2 separate regions of the Homo sapiens genome follow, and region 1 is linked to region 2. The links are chromatin loops, found by intact Hi-C in ENCODE. Cell type or tissue: K562. All regions are shown on one strand. Links, peaks and the distances in the headings refer to the core of each region. The heading gives the core; the rest is flanking DNA.

Region 1 (5,269 bases), core at 708-4,707, 360 kb after region 2:
ACTATCATCTGTGGACTTACAGAATGCCTTGTCCATCATCATGGCATTCCATACAGCATTGGTTTGATTGTGGGATTAAATTCACAGCAAATAAACTGTGGCAATGGGTCCACACTCTGGAATTCACTGGTCCTACCATATTGTCCATTTTGAGTAGCCGGCTTGAAGGAATGGTAGGATGACCTTTTGAAGACTTACCCAAGTACCAGCTAGCAGGCAATACCTTGCAGGGCTGGAGCAATATCCTTTAGGAAGCTATACATACTCTAAATCAGCACTCAGTGTATGGTGCTCTCTCTCCCATAACTAGAATCCAAGGATCCAGGAATGAAGGGGTAGAAATGGGAATTGTATCACTCATTATTACCTTTAGTGATCCACTAGAAAAATTTCTGCTTCCCATCCTCATGACCTTATGCTGTGTTGGCTCAGAGGTCTTGGTTCCAAAGGAAGAAATGTATCCACCCAGCGACACAACAATGTTTCTACTGAACTGGAAGGTACCACTGCCCATCACTACTTTGGGCTCCTCTTGCTCTGAATCAGCAGGCAAAGAAGGGAGTTACTGTATGGATGGGGTGACTGATCCTGGCTACTAAGAAGGAAATTGGTATGCTACTATATTATATAGAGATAATGAAGAACATGTCTGGAATATGACAGACCCATTAGGGCAGCTCTGAGTACCACCTTGTTTTGTTATTAAAGTCCATGTAAAACCACAGCTCTATCAAGCAGGACTGTAATGCCCCAGATCTTTCAGGAATGAAGGTTTGGGTTTCCCCACTAGGCACAGATGATGACCAACTGAGGTACTAGTTGAGGGAAAATGGAAAATGGATTGAGGAGTGAAAGATGGTAGTTATAAATACTACCATGATCGCAGAATCAGTTACAGAAGTGAAGACTATCATTTTAATGAATATTTCTTATTTTGTCATGAACAAATTTGTGTGTTTCAAAAATTTTTGTTTTCTTTCCTCTTTTGTCTCATTATCACATAACATAAAATGTATTAATAATAGGTAATTTTAAATCATGGTGTTTATATTAGAGGAGATCAAAAAGAAGAGAGAAGGCTGGGTGTGGTGGCTCACGCCTATAATCCCAGCACTTTGGGAGGCCAAGGCGGGTAGGTCACTTGAGGTCAGTAGTTTGAGAACAGCCTGGCCAATGTGATAAAACCCCGTCTCCACTAAAAACATAAAAAGTAGCCTGGTGTGGTGCTGTGCACCTATAATCCCAGCTACTTGGGATGCTGAGGCAGGAGAATCCCTTGAACTCAGGATGCGGAGGTTGCAGTGAGGTGACATTGCACCACTGCACTGCAGCCTGGACAAAGAAAAAGAAGAAGAGGAAGAGGAAGAGGAGGAGGAGGAGAAGTATAGGAGGAGGAGGAGGGGAAGGGGAAGAGGAAGACGAAGGAGAAGGAGGAGAAGAAGAAACATCACCCAAGGACTCTGCATCCTCTTCTGGAGAAAGAGTCAGTGCATTTTTGGCTATAAGGAAGATAGGTGTATCATGTTAGGAGGAAGGAGGACTTTGTTCTTACCTTTCTTTGGAAAATAAACATGATTTAAGGAAACGTGTATGGGTGACTGGATGACAAGAATGGACTGTGAGGGTTAGCTTTGTGTGTCAATGCGGCTAGGCTATAGTGTCCTCCTCATCAAAAATTATTATAGATGTTGCAGTGAATTTCTTTTCAGATATGATGAACATTTACTACCAACTGACTTTAAGTAAAGCAGACTAAACTTTATAATATGAATGAGCCTGAAACAAAAAATTGAGAAATTTTAAGAGCAGAACCAAGGTTTCCATGAAGAAGAAGAAACTCTCTGTGGACTGAAGCATCAACTACAGCCTGGGAGTTTCCAGCCTTCCCTTCCTGATGGTCTGCCCTATGGATTTCAGACTTACTGAGCCAGCTTCCAAAGTCTCATAAACCAATAAATCTCATATATATATATAAGTTCTATTTACCTGGTAGAACCCTGACTGATATATGTTTTCAGTGCTTTCCCCCCAGAGAGGTGGGAAAAAAGGTCTACTGCTCTGTAAAAAACCGAACATAATTATTATTGCTTTAAAATTCCTCATTTGATTCTTTATCATCTGACATCCCAGGTACTTACACTAATTATTTTTATTTATCTATGGAAACTCTGTAATTATGAACTGTGTTTTGAAACGCCAATAATATCTACTTAATTTCTCATTGAAATAAGGCTTTATATTTTGCTCTATTTAAAAACTGTCATATTACTTTTATCGCTTCTGTACTTTCTATTAAAAATCACATATTCTGAGAAAAAACAGAGGAATGATAAAACATTAACTAATATAAATGAGTAGGTATTGAGAGGAAGAGATGGAGGTGGTCTCTCTTTTTCTCTCTCTCTCTCTACTGTATCATTAAATTTTTTGTTATTGCCATCAGCATATATATATGTATATATATGTGTATATATGTATATATATGTGTATATATGTATATATGTGTATATATGTGTGTATATATGCATATATGTGTATATATATGTATATATATGTATATAAAATATGTTCTCTAATCTAACTGAAAAAAAAAAACTCTGTAGCACAAACCTCCTTCTGAACGTTACAACCAATCTCTGTTCTCCTTGACAGCAAATACAAGGGCCACTACCACTTCAGTTCTCTACTTCCTCATTTCACATTTTCACAACAACCCATTCTATATGGGTTCCTTTCCTGATTACTGCACCAGGACTACTCTTATTATGGATAACAGTGACATCTGTTGCCATGTTACCGCACTGCAGGTTCAGACATTTGGTGCTTGGCTAAGAATCCAATGGGGGGAAATCTACCATCTCTCAGGTAACAGTGGAATCTTATGCCCCTAAGCATATATGACTCAGTTGACCAGTCCTTTCATCTTTGAATAGATAATGTTCCTGGTGACATCACTCGTGTTTGGTTTCCCTCCCACCTCAGTGACTTCTCTTTCTCAATTTCCTTGATTGGCCCTTTTCTGACTTTTAAATATTGGTGTACCCAAGGGCCCAATTCTAGACCCCCTCACCTATTTGTGTCAATGTAGTCATCCTAGGTAATTTGTCCCTATAACTTGAAATCCCACCTGTCCATTGATGACCCCTCCCAAATCTCCATCATAATCCACAACCTCTTCTCAGAAGAAGTCCTGACTGGTATCTACCTCCCTCCTCTGCATTTCCACTTGAAAATCTAACTGAAGTATTTTATGTGGCATGACCAAAACAGAACTATCAATCTGATTCTTCCCAAGAAACTGATTGCCATGTTTTCCACATCATTTCCAATTTTAGAAAAAGTCACCACCCTCTACCTAATATCTTAAGTACCAAATATGAGTTATTCCTGATTCTTTTACTGTCATCCATCACCAAATCACATTGACTCTATGTCAGAAACATCGATCAAATCTGTGTGTTTCTTTTCTATGCACTGCTATCACGTGACTCCAATCCACCTCCATCTGGATGACTGTAATAGTCTCCTAATTCTTCTTTCTGCTTCCACTCTTGCTTTGTAGCAATCCATCTTTACAAACCTTTTTCATAGTGTAAGCATCATCATGCTCCTCCCCTGATTAACACCCTATAATAGCTGTCTATTGCACTAATAAAACAAACATTTAAAGCCTTTCTCTAGGAAAGCCTCATATTATCTGGTTCTTGCGTATTCTCTCACGTCATGTTTCTTCTCACTTATTATGATGTAACTACACTAGTAGTATTTTTATTTCTCAAACACACCAAGCTTACTCTTGTCTCACAGTCTTTGTACTAACCACTCCTCTGCCTGGAATATTTCTTCTCTTGAACTTCTGAAACCACCTTTGCAAAACTATGACCGAGACAGTGAAAGAGCTCTAATTTAATCAACTCCATCTTGCTTCTAACCTCCGAGCTGTCCTTGTTCATTTCTGGGTGTAGGCTGAACTGACTTTGGGAAAAACTTAGTTTGTAGTTTAAAACAAAGATGATAACAGCCCTTTCCCAAAGCAGACCTCCTTCTTCCCTGGGGACTAGATTGCCTTGTAGAACTAACATTAGCCACAAGATTAGAAATTATGGTTTAGGAGTCATGCAGCTGGAGGCTACAAGATTCTGACCCTCCCTAAACTGCTCCTAAGATCAGTGTTTGAGATATTTTGCAGACTCTACACTTGATGGATCAGCTGGCACCACCCAGATGGATAAACTGGCTCATCTGATCTTGTGGCCTCCACCCAGGAACTGACTCACTGCAAGAAGACAGTTTCAATTCCCTGTGATTTCATCTCTGACCCAACCAATCAACACTCTTGGCTCCCCGGCTTCCCCCCACCCACCAAGTTCTTCTTCAAAACTCTGCTCTCTGAATGGTTGGGGAGGCTGATTTGAGTAATAATGAAACTCCAGTCTCCTGCATAGCTGGCTCTGCGTGACTTACTCTTTCTCTGTTGCAATTTCCCCGCCTTGATAAATTGACTCTGTCTAGGCAGCCGGCAAGGTGAACCCATTGGGTGGTTACACTTCACATTAGCAGTTCATGTAATTCTGATTTCAGCTCACATGTCACCTCCTCAAGATATTGTTTTCTGAGCCTCTAAGATAAAGTAGCCTCTCAGTCACTCTCCATTCTAGTCCATGAAACTGTACTTATTCTCTTGATAACCTTCATTGCTGCCTTCTGTCAATCACAAAATTACCCTTTTCCCTCAATCTTTACAATCACTGATCTGAGTGCCTTTGCATTTCTCACTCTCTGTCTCTTCATCTATTGAAACAGCCTCTGCATTCACCTGCTATTCTGTGAAAGGGGAGTAGATTTCCACCGAATGATGTCTGCGCCAGTTCTGGTAGAGCTTGGTAAGCATGAGTTAGAAATTTGGAAACCACTGGAGAATGAAGAGCAGGGGAATGTCATGATTTGCTATGTTTTTAAAATTTTTATATTGACTCTGAAGCCGAATAGCAACTTTCAAAAGAGTAAATATTTTCCATTTTAATTAAGTCCAATTTATACTTTTTTCTTCTATGGATTGTGCTTTTGGTGTCGTGTCTATGAACTCCCTGCTTAGCCTTAAGTCTTCACTATTTCTTCTATGTTTTCTTCTAAAAAGTTAGTAGTTTTGCATTTAATATTTAAATCTGTAATCCATTTTGGATTAGTTTTTATAAAGGAGGTAAAACTTAGATTGAGGGTTTTTTGTTTGTTTTTATTTATTTATTTTTTTTCGAGACGGAGTTTCGCT
Region 2 (5,269 bases), core at 644-4,643:
TGGGGAAGGAGTGGTCAGCTCTTCCTGGTGGAGGGAAGTCAGGAGAGGCCTCCTGGAGGAGATGACCCAGCCTCTGCCCTGTCCTGGTTCTTTCATCCATGGCATTTTTGTTTTTTGTTTTTGAGACAAGGTCTTGCTCTGTTGCCCAGGCTGGAGTGCAGTGGTGTGATCATGGCTCAGTGCAGCCTCCATCTTCTGGGCTCAAGCGATCCTCCCACCTCAGCCTCCCAACTAGCCGGGACTATAGGCACACACCACCACGCCCAGATAATTTTTGATTTTTTTTTTTGATAATTTTTGTAGAGACAGAGGTGTTTGTTTGTTTGTTTGTTTTTGTTTTTTGAGATGGAGTTTCCCTCTTGTTGCCCAGGCTGGAGTGCAGTAGCATGATCTTGGCTCACTGCAACCTCCACCTCCGGGGTTCAAGCGATTCTCCTGCCTCAGCCTCCCAAGTAGCTGGGACTACAGACATGCGCCACCATGCCTGGCTGATTTTGTATTTTTAGAAAAGATGGGGTTTCTTCATGTTGTTCAGGCTGGTCTCGAACTCCTGACCTCAGGTGATCCACCCGCCTCAGCCTCCCAAAGAGCTGGGATTACAGGCGTGAGCCACTGCACCTTGCTGAGACAGAGTTTCACCATGTTGGCCAGGCTGGTCTTGAACTCCTGGGCTCCAGTGATCCTCCCGCCTCGGCCTCCCAAAGTGCTGGGATTACAGGTGTGCTCCACGGCCTCATCCACTGTATCAGTCGCTTGAGCTGCTGTAACAGCGTGCCCCAGACAGAGGGGCTGAAACAACAACATTGACTTCCTCACAGTTCTGGGACTAGACGTCCAAAACCAAGATGTGGTTCCTTCAGAGGCTTCTGCCTGGCTTGCAGATGCCACTTCTCCCTGTGTTCTCACACAGCTGTTCCCCTGTGGGTGTCTGTTTCCTCAACTCCTGCTCTTATAAGAACTTACAAGAACTCAAGTCATATTGGACTAGGCCCACTCTAGTCCAAATGAGTGACCTCATTTCAGCCGGCCCTCAGTATGCACAGGTCCCACATCCCGGAATTCAACCACCTGCCCATCACGGCATTTAAATACAAAACCAACAAAAGCCAACATAACCATAAAAAACAGCATGAATTAAAAATACAGCATAACAACTATTTACACCGCATTACACTGTATTAGGTGTGATAAGTAACCTGGAGATGGGAGGATGTGCAGAGGTCCCACGCAAACACTACTGTATAAGGCAGCTGAGCATTGTAGATTTTGGTATCCAAGGGGTGGGGATCCTGGAACCAATCCCCAACTAATACAGTGGAACAACTGTATCTCTTTAAAGACTGTCTGCATGTACAGCCACATTCTTAGGTACTGGAGGTTGGGACTTCAACACAGAAATTTGGTGGGGGGAGGGGGGACACAATTCAGACCCTAATATCCACCTCTCCCCATTTTTTTTTTTTTTTTTTTGAGAGAGAGTGTTGCTCTGTTGCCCAGGCTGGAGTGCAGTGGCATGATCTTGGCTCGCTGCAGCCGCTCCCTGTCTGATTCAAGCGATTCTCTTGGTGCAGGCTCACGAGTAGCTGGGACTACAGGCGCCTGCCACCACGCCTAGCTAATTTTCATATTTTTAATTTTATTTTTATCTTTTTTTTTTTTTGAGACTGGGTTGTGCTCTGTCACCCAGGCTAGAGTGCACTGGCATGATCTCAGCTCACTGCAACCTCTGCCTCTCGGGTTCAAACGATTCTGCGTCAGCCTCCCGAGTAGCTGGGATTACAGGCGCCTGCCACCATGCCCAGCTTATTTTTGTATTTTCAGTAGAGACAGGGTTTCACCGTGTTGGCCAGGCTGGTTTCGAACTCGTGATCTCAGGTGACCCTCTCACCTCGGCCTCTCAAAGTGCTGGGATTACAGGCGTGAGCCACCAAGCCCAGCTTCACCTTCCCTTTGATCCCTGCTTCCCTGTGACCTAATCTGGGCCTTCTCTGAGGACACCAGCCTCCTTCCCGCAGGGGAGCTCTTGTGGTGGGACACATCACACCTTCCTCTCCACAGAGCTCAGAAAAGGGCCTCTCCCAGGGAGGAGTGAGGGGAGGAAAGGTGCCTGGGTCCTGGTGGAGGTGGGTCCCTAAGGAGCTGATGATCTCTAGGGCCCCCAGCCTGGGCCCAGCCCCACCTCTGCCTTTGAACATTTCACACCCATGGGATCAGCCGACAGGAGCCAGGAGAGCGGCACCGTCTTCCTCCTCCCGCGGGTTTCTCCACATCGCTGCCCCCTCCCATTCCCCCCTCTTCACTTTTCTGAGTTCCTGTGGTTTCTGTGGCCTCCTCACCACGTCCCCTTCTCCAGCGAGGCCAGAGCCCCCGACGCCCCGACTTGCTCCCAGCCCTTCCTACCCAAGCCGCCCTCCCAGCCTTGGTCAGACAGGACTGGAGAGGCTGCCTGGGGCCCCGGGACTGGTTTCTGGGCAGCCTCAAGTCTGTTTTCTGGCCTGAGAAGGTTCGGGTTTTCCCTGAGCTGCTTCCCTCCAAAACCAGCTCCCTCAATACCAGCCTCCCACCCCCGCACCCGCCTCTCCTTCATTCAGCAGGGGCTAGGCGCCTGCTCTTCCTCCATAATTCCACACGGAGGGGTTTAGGAAGCCCCACCCAGGCTCCAGACCCCGGAGCTGCACGAGGGCACAAGTGGGCGCTGGAAGGAAGGGCGGGGACGGTGGGAGGTGGGGGAGGGAGAGGCGGGGGTGTCTGACAGGGGTCGGGGCAGGATCTCGCCCCGGGGGGCGCAGGTGCGGCGTGAGGACCGCGTCCTGAGGAGGGAGGGGCGAGGGCCAGGGTCCTGGAGAGGATGGAGAGCCCACGAGTGGCTGCAGCTGAGACCCCGAGGGAGCCCAGGAGGTTTTGTCGGAAGAAGGGCGATCTGGACCTTCCCTGACCAGCGTCTTTGTGTCCTTTGAGCTCCGGACCTGGTCCTGGGTTCCTCCCACCTCGGGCTGTGCTGCAGTTCAGGACGCCGCCCCCAGGGGGCGCTCCACCTTCAGAGCAGGCGGCACCGCGGAGCCTCGGGCCCCAGAGCCCGCGCTGTCCATGGTCCTGCAGAAGGGAGGCTCCCAAGGGAACGAGTCCCAGGCTCTGGACACGTTTGCAGACAGTACTCTCTAAAAAGGCTACTTTTCGCCACACATTAGAACAAGATCTCCTCCGGGGGAATCACATTAAAGCAAAAACGAAGTCACCATCGTCACTCCACTTCTCTCATCCCAAACCCACCCTCCCCAAGATATAAAGCCCTTCAAAATATTCACACTCTTTTTTTTTTTTTGACAGAGACTCGCTCTGTCGCCAGGCTGGAGTGCAGTGGTGCGATCTCGGCTCACTGCAAGCTCCGCCTCCCGGGTTCACGCCATTCTCCTGCCTCAGCCTCCCGAGTAGCTGGGACTACAGGTGCCCGCCACCACACTCGGCTAATGTTTTGTATTTTTTTTTTCTTACTAGAGATGGGGTTTCACCGTGTTGGCCAGGATGGTCTCGATCTCCTGACCTCGTGATCCGCCCGCCTTGGCCTCTCGAAGTGCTGGGATTACAGGCGTGAGCCAACGCGCCCGGCAATATTCACACTCTTTACAGCGTTATTCCCAAATGACTTCCACCCAGGCACATTAAGCATGTGATGTCCACATAAGAAAATGCGCTCCTGGGGGCTTTTCAGGTCATTCATCTTTGCTTTGTCTGGATTGGGGTCGTGTATATTTCAGGGGCTCTTAGCTGGGCCTCCGTCCTTTCCTTTTCAAGTCAGAATAACACGTTGCAGGGCAAGAAGAGTGAAATATCACTAGAGGATAGACTTGGATTCACCCTAATTTCTAGTGAAGGAAAAATTTTGCAAGTGCAACACTTTATTGTCAGATATAATAGTGACTTACTGGTGTGTGAGTGTGATATGACACTCACTTCAAGCATTAGTTTTCCAAAATAAGATTCAACTCCTTATGTCAAACCCCTAAGTTGTCTGTGATCTGACACCTGTTACATATGTGCATTTCAGATATTTTCCCCCATCTGTTAACTTTTCTTTTACTCTCCTGTTATTTACAGAACAGCAGGACTCTTGCTCCCCAAAACATGAGTTACCCATGAAATGATCCCCTACTGTGGATGGAAAAGAAGAGCCAAGAAGATAAAAATAGCCCTGGAATAAAGAGAACACTAGGTCCATCACAGGAGAGGGTGAAAGGTAAAGAGCCTTAAAAAGGCCAACCTAGGCCGGCATAGTGGCTCACGCCTGTAGTCCCAGCACTTTGGGATGCCAAGGCGGGAAGATCACCTAAGGTTAGCAGTTCGAGACCAGCCTTGCCGACATGGTGAAACCCCATCTCTACTAAATATACAAAAAAATCAGCTGGATATGGTGTCGGGCACCTGTAATCCCAGCTACTTGGGAGGCCGAGGCAGGAGAATCGCTTGAACCCAGGAAGCGGAGGTTGCAGTGAGCTGAGACAGCACCAGTGCACTCCAGGCTGGGTGACAGAGCAAGAATCCATCTCAAGAAAAAGAAAGAAAGAAAGAAAGAAAGAAAGAAAGAAAGAAAGAAAGAAAGAAAGAAAGAAAGAAGTCAACCTAAATGCAAGTGACTTTCAAGAAGAAACACCAATGCTGTTTAATGGAATATAACAAAATCAAGCAGCCAATCACATAAAAATCACAATGTCCAGTATATAGAGAGAAGAAAATCAGAAAAAAATTACATAAATATCACTTTCAATTGTCCAAATTTGACCAGAACTGTAAATTTACAGATCCAAGATACTCAACCTACTTGAAACAAGATATCACTCTCTCTCTTTCTCTTCTCTGTCTTTTTCTATCACACACACTCCTGCTCTCCACACAGAAAGGGACATAATAATCAAATAATTAAAACTCAGTGACAAACAGAAAATATTAAAATTAGTCAGTGAAAAATGCAAACTTCCAACCAAGAAGTAAAAATTAAAATTAGGCTGGGCCCAGTAGCTCACACCTGTAATCCCAGCACCTTAGGAGGCCGAGGTGGGCAGTTCACCTGAGGTCAGGAGTTTAAGACCAGCCTGGCCAACATGGTGAAACCCTGTCTCCATTAAAAATGCAAAAAAATGGCCAGGCGCAGTGGCTAACGCCTGAATCCCAGCACTTTGGGAAGCTGAGGCAGGCAGATCACGAGGTCAGGAGATCAAGACCATCCTGGCTAACATGGTGAAACCCTGTCTCTACTAAAAATAGAAAAGAATTA

What was found. Hi-C counts contacts between places; a loop is a spot of excess contacts. Peaks named below come from ENCODE experiments on the same cell type or tissue, not always from the same donor. Only the 100,000 strongest peaks of a DNase experiment are listed, where the experiment ranks them.
Region 1: it touches region 2 in a loop (3-fold over the local background); 4 of 110 quality-filtered maps call a loop at or near these places.

What each region holds. Positions count from the first base shown.
Region 1 is chr19:51,780,810-51,786,078 of GRCh38, forward strand. LOC105372448 (a long non-coding RNA gene) reads right to left here and starts at 2,800. Exons shown (of 3, transcript XR_936049.2): 1 at 2,611-2,800; 2 at 368-537. In K562, for the core only: a CTCF peak has its summit at 2,786; DNase peaks (open chromatin) are centred at 2,762 and 4,359.
Region 2 is chr19:51,419,079-51,424,347 of GRCh38, forward strand. No RefSeq gene overlaps it. Among named protein-coding and RNA genes, the nearest start is that of SIGLEC10, 4.1 kb to the left of the region's middle. In K562, for the core only: a CTCF peak has its summit at 3,021 (motif pointing right); a DNase peak (open chromatin) is centred at 3,063; H3K4me3 peaks cover 215 bases.